Linked DNA regions of Mus musculus: region 2 is linked to region 1. Evidence: chromatin contacts called from ENCODE Hi-C data. All regions are on one chromosome and are shown on one strand. Each heading gives the region's core, a stretch centred on a gene start or an enhancer-like site at or near the end of the contact. The rest is flanking DNA. Distances are from core to core; before and after follow the strand shown.

Region 1 (2,700 bases), core at 164-2,663:
AGGTGGTGCGCTGGCACTGTGTCCTGGCTAGGCAAAGGCAGGGGAAATAGAAGGTTCGAGGTGTGTAGGGAAGGCCTGGGGATGGAGGGGGAAATAAGAATTAAAATTGGGAGAAGCCTCCTTCCTCCAAGGATAGGTTTGGGAGCAGAAGTGGAGATGCAATAGAGAAATGAGATTGGCACCCAGAACAGTAAATATTACCCGGGAACTGGACTTTGAGAGCCAGACAAGACTAGGGGGGTTGGAGATTGCTCCAAGGTGAGAAACATCTTCATTGGGGCCTCCATGGACAGAAGAAATTGAGTGAAGTACATGGCTCCTGTCTATTGGAGATAGATGGATCTGAGCATGTATCTATGCACATTTGGGCATACCCAGCTCACAGGTCGGTCATTCAGGACCCTACACTTCCACTGCCTCACACTACATACAGAGACACACTCTCATGCACACAGGTTCTCACGGGCACTCTTGCACACACTGTATTTTGTGTATTTTGCGGAAGATGTAACATAGATCTTTCACCCCTAACAAAGTCTGTGCTCCTAAGAGCTGTCCCAGACTGAGTGGACCCTGCCTCCAGACTTCCTGAAGAACACAGAAAGCCAGCCTCATAGGGACTGACTGCCTCGTGGCTCTTCCATTCATGAAAGGGCACACATATAGCTGGGGGTACCTCTGTCTTCTAAAGCAGCCCCTAAATCCATACAGCCTTGCTCCAGTAGGGACTTGCAGGCCCAAGGTGTTCTTGCTTGGTGAGACTCTTCCTTCAGAATTTAAAATTTTATATTTCACATCTGCAGTGTCATTAAGATAACATATTAAGCCAGGGCCATACGGAGAAACCCTGTCTCGAAAAAAAACAACAAAAAACAAAACAAAACAAAACAAAAATATAATATATTTATATAGTCCAACCTTTTTTTCCAATTTTAAAAGTGATCAAAATATTTTCATGGACCCTGGGTCTTTGCCACTTTCTGTCTGTCATTTGCATAGACCACACATACATCATTAAGGACCACCTCCTTCCACAAACACCCAATGGGTAAATTCCCCTCCTTCCTCATCTCACCTAAGCCCACCCCTGGCCACTAAAACAGACCGATTAGTAGATCCTGGGGGCTCCGCACAGCCAACCCCTCCGCACATTTGGGGGATTTATCGGAGGTAGAGCATAGGAGGAACACAGTGGCGCTGGGGGGAGTGTGTGTGTGTGTGTGTGTGTGTGTGTGTGTGTGTGTGTGTGTATTAGGGGTAACAACAAAGAGGGTTGAGAGGGTTGGGGGAGCCAGTGAGAAAGCGCGAGCGTGTTTTGCCTCGAAGGCAAGACTTGCAGCCAATCAGCGCGCAGGAGCCTCCCTCGGCGACTCCAACATTGAGTCTATAACCGGCTGGCCGGGCGGAGCTGGCAGCATTTGACTGTGGCTTGGGACGCGGAGAGAGGCACGCAGCGACTGACCGACAGCCGGCGATGGTCTAAGCGCCCCTCGGCCACCCCCTCCCCCAGACGCGACCGCGTCCTGCCCTCGCCCTCTGGACACACACCCCCACCTGGGCTCCTCCGCCCGTTCGGCGCTCCTCGGAGGAGGCCCGGGGTGTTGCGGCGCTCGCCAGCATGAGCGGCTCCTTCGATCGCAAGCTCAGCAGCATCCTCACCGACATCTCCAGCTCGCTCAGCTGCCATGCGGGCTCCAAGGACTCGCCCACCCTGCCCGAATCTACAGTCACTGACCTGGGCTATTACAGCGCTCCTCAGCATGACTACTACTCGGGCCAGCCCTACGGCCAGACGGTGAACCCCTACACCTACCACCACCAGTTCAATCTCAATGGGCTCGCAGGCACCGGCGCTTACTCGCCCAAGTCGGAATATACCTACGGGGGATCCTATAGGCAGTACGGAGCGTACCGGGAGCAGCCTTTGCCTGCCCAGGACCCAGGTGAGGATGCCCGGGTTGTGGAGAGGGTGCGAGGGACTCTAAGGTTCCCAAGCAAGAGGAAGTCTGGGAATAGGAGCTGAAATCTAGGGAAACTCGAGGTTAAGAAATGGAAGCGTTGGAGATTAGAGGAGACCGGGTTAGATGACCTCCAGAGGGGTGAACGACACTCCGAAGAGGCGCGCACTGTGCGCCGCGGTCTCTTGGAGATTCCAGGGCAGCTGGAGCCACCGGGAGCTCCTTCTGAGTGATCATGGGGGCCTTCAATGCTGCCATCCCGCTGGCACTTGAGCCGGAGACGAAAGACGGTCGCCGAGAGCTGGAGGGGAGTCAGCGAGGACTGGAGGTTCCAGGGCCCTTCTTTTGGATGCCGTCAGGGGAAACCCGGAGTAGTGAAAGGCTTGTGGAGAAAGACCCAAAGAAGTCCCAGAAATGGAGGAGAGACTGGGAAGTAGAGATGCGGAGAGAGAAGTGGGGACGGCGAGAAAGAAATGTGGGGGGGGCGGTAAGATAAAGCGCACAGCAGAAAGCAACAGAGGAAATGAAGAAAGGGCGGGGAGGAAAGAAAGAAAAAGGAGGAAAGAAGAGGGAAGGAAGAAAAAGAAAACAGAGAGAAAGGGAAAAGAGACAGAGAAAACGCTTGTACTGTCCTTGCAAATTTTTTCCTGAAACAAATGATCCTGAACTAGAAAGCGTATTAAAAGGAGATGGGGAGGAGGGGGGACAAGAAGTGGGAGACGCCACCGCGGCTAGGTGGGTC
Region 2 (2,886 bases), core at 142-2,641, 380 kb after region 1:
AGTTGGAGGGTAACTGAGTGATAACAACCCAGAACCTGCCACATGTGCCACTATTGGCAGGGCACATCCTTCCAGTCGCCATGTGAGCATAGATGGGGGAGCTTACTACCCCCTCTCAGAGAGGCCAGGGGACCACACCAAAATCACCTAGCAAGGAAGACTCAAACCCAACTCCCTTCAGACATATGCTGACTCTACATAGCCTAACCCTAACTCCAGGGAGAAGGGAGCTCAGGTTCCCTGGCACCCTGGAGACTTCTCTTTTCCCAAGCCACAAAAGGAGTCCTGGGTTAGGCCTTCTGGAATAAAGAAGATGGCCGTTGGGGGCTAGAAGATTTATTTATTTTACAATTGATGATCCTAGCCCCTCATCACCATTTCCCAAGAGTGAACTGTGAAGACCATTCTAGAGAAGACAACGGTCCACTGAGGATGGGAAGGACGTGTGCCAACACTGTGTTTCCTCTGTTGCCCTCGCTCTTCGTAGGGTTGCAGGGGTGCAGCAGCCAATTCCTGTCCTCCTGAGAAGGAAGGTATTCACAAAGAGTACCATCAGGCACAATAGGGGTGATGTCACACACACAGCTCAAGGGGCCAAGGTACTTGGGTTCGGGTAGCGTCACACTACAGTCCTGGGGAAGTACCACCCAGACCATTCAGAGGTGGCCCCACACCGCCTGCCTCAGGGAGCCACAACAGTGTGCCCTGTGTGCACTCTCTCTTTCTCCCGAGTCCATCGGGGATGCCCACATTCTCTAAAAGTCCCAAAGTGAGCAGGTACACAGTACTGCACATACAGTCCAAGTTAGGATCCGGCTCTGCAGAGGCTGGGAAGAGAGGATGGCAGAGGAAGCAGGTTTGGGGGTATCCAGTATAGGAGGACAGTAAGGATGTCATACAAAGACCCTACGTATTAAAAGACCCTATCCAAGCCGGGCGTGGTAGCGCACGCCTTTAATCCCAGCACTCAGGAGGCAGAGGCAGGCAGATTTCTGAGTTCGAGACCAGCCTGGTCTACAAAGTGAGTTCCAGGACAGCCAAGGCTACACAGAGAAACCCTGTCTCGAAAAACCAAAAAAACCAAAACAAAACAAAACAAAAGACCCCATCCATAAAGCTAAGCCAAGCTGCTCCCGTGCTGGGGCTATCATTCGGGACTGTGGGGAGGGGGCGGGGCCTGTGGCTCCCACACCCTGGAGCCACTTCCTCTTGAGACTCCTGTTTCTGTCCCAGCCCCTGGCAGCTCATTGACCCCAATAGAACACTTCCTCTGAGTCGATGGCTCCAGTGTAAACCCATGCCTCTTGTCTGGGTCTCCTGGCCCAGCGGAGACCAGCTGGAAGTTAGAGAGGCTTTATTAAACAATATTTGTTGAGTGAATAAGTACCAAGGAAGAACAGAAGGGGTATTAACGGATGATGTCCACAAGGCCTATAAATAGCCCAGCTCACGAGTCTGGGTTTCGGTCTGTCCTTGCCAGGGCTTGGCAGACTCTGGCCAGGCTGGACTCATTCTGCCATTACAGGGAGGGGTCTTTAAGCTACGAGACCCCTCTGCAGCCCACCAAAGTGACCCCTTTCCCCTTCCACACCCAAGACAATGAGACTGAAGAGAGACCTTTATAGACACTGCTTTCCTTTGGTGGGTACAGAGGTACCCCTGTTTTTTTAACCAGAGCAACAGAAAGGAATCTGAATCATGTTTTCTTCTACCCAGATTGGCCTGGGGAAGGGCCAGGGTCCTGTAAGCAGACCGTGCAGGTCCTGCTCTCGGCTCAGAGCCCACACGGACAGCATCAGGCTTTAGAGCTTGGTACCCTGTTTCCCAAGGATCTGTTCTGCAAAACCACACCCCGACATGCCCCAGCTGTGCCCTATAGACCAAGCCAGAGTTCTGGCTGTGCTGGCTATTCCAGGCTCTCTGTGGCCACCACAATGGGAGGCATGGGAGGCAATGCCAGCTCCCTCAGGGCTGAAAGGCCAGCCACTCCTCCGCCCTGTCAACAGTGCCCCCTCCTGTCACTAACCCCCTTCTGCCTCTGGACTTCCAAAGCAGTGTTGTTGCAGGTAATTAAAGGGTTTTAATTAAATTAGGATCCCATCTGGCTGGGATCAGTCAGGCCCTTAACGAGGATTGTGTGTCACCAACATCAGAATGTGTATGGGGACTTAGACACGTGAGGACTGAATTTGGGGCCTGGAGGTCCTTCAGATGGGGGGCAGAGAATCCTGAGCTCCCTGGGGCTCCCTGAAATAAAGCGACTTGTACCACCTCCATAAATGAGGCCATGGAAGGGGAGAGCAGCAGTTTCCTTCTTGCCCAGGAGTCTCTAACATTTCTGAGATGTGTTGGGATGTGTGGGCGTTATTTCAGTTCTACCAATAAGGAGACCAAAGTCTGGAAACTGAAGTGCTTCAACACGAGATTCAACAACAGCTTCAAGAAATGGAGATCTTGAGGGCATGAGGGCCCCTGCCTATAGCCTTTGCCCTCGCCCTCAGAGATAGAGGTAGGAGGACTGGGAAGAGCCCAAGGGCAGCTTCTGGTATATATACCTGGGCTAGGCCAGCCTGGGCTATATGAGGCCTTGTCTCAGGAAGGGGGAAAAAGAGGAACCCTAAAACAGAGGGTTGAAGATGATGGGAATTTCATTTTTTCTCACATACAGAAGTCTGCAGGCAGCTTAGGGTTCTCAAAGACCATATCCCCATCCAGCTTGCCACTCCCCCACGTCTCCGTGGCACTTATGCTAGCATCTCCAGGCTAGTGTCCACATTTGCCAGATAGCAGGGTGGATGAGGGACAGAGAAGGAGCAAAGGGTGAACACCTCTACCTTAAGATGCTTGACACTTACTCTATAAGCACTTGACCTAAAGGTCACTGGC

The links. Hi-C counts contacts between places; a loop is a spot of excess contacts on that map.
Region 2: a map of CH12.LX shows a loop between it and region 1 (2.4-fold over the local background). The contact joins the enhancer-like site here to the promoter of Dlx3 in region 1. A Hi-C loop is called at or near these places in 2 of 37 maps with a recorded cell type or tissue (CH12.LX and regulatory T cell).

What each region holds. Positions count from the first base shown.
Region 1 is chr11:95,118,704-95,121,403 of GRCm38, forward strand. Dlx3 (distal-less homeobox 3) reads left to right here and starts at 1,414. Exons shown (of 3, transcript NM_010055.4): 1 at 1,414-1,943. The coding sequence starts at 1,619.
Region 2 is chr11:95,502,567-95,505,452 of GRCm38, forward strand. No RefSeq gene overlaps it. Among named protein-coding and RNA genes, the nearest start is that of Nxph3, 11 kb to the right of the region's middle. Within about 2 kb of position 1,392, at least 2 of the 3 ENCODE cell types and tissues checked have a DNase peak (open chromatin) inside an H3K27ac peak, as active enhancers do.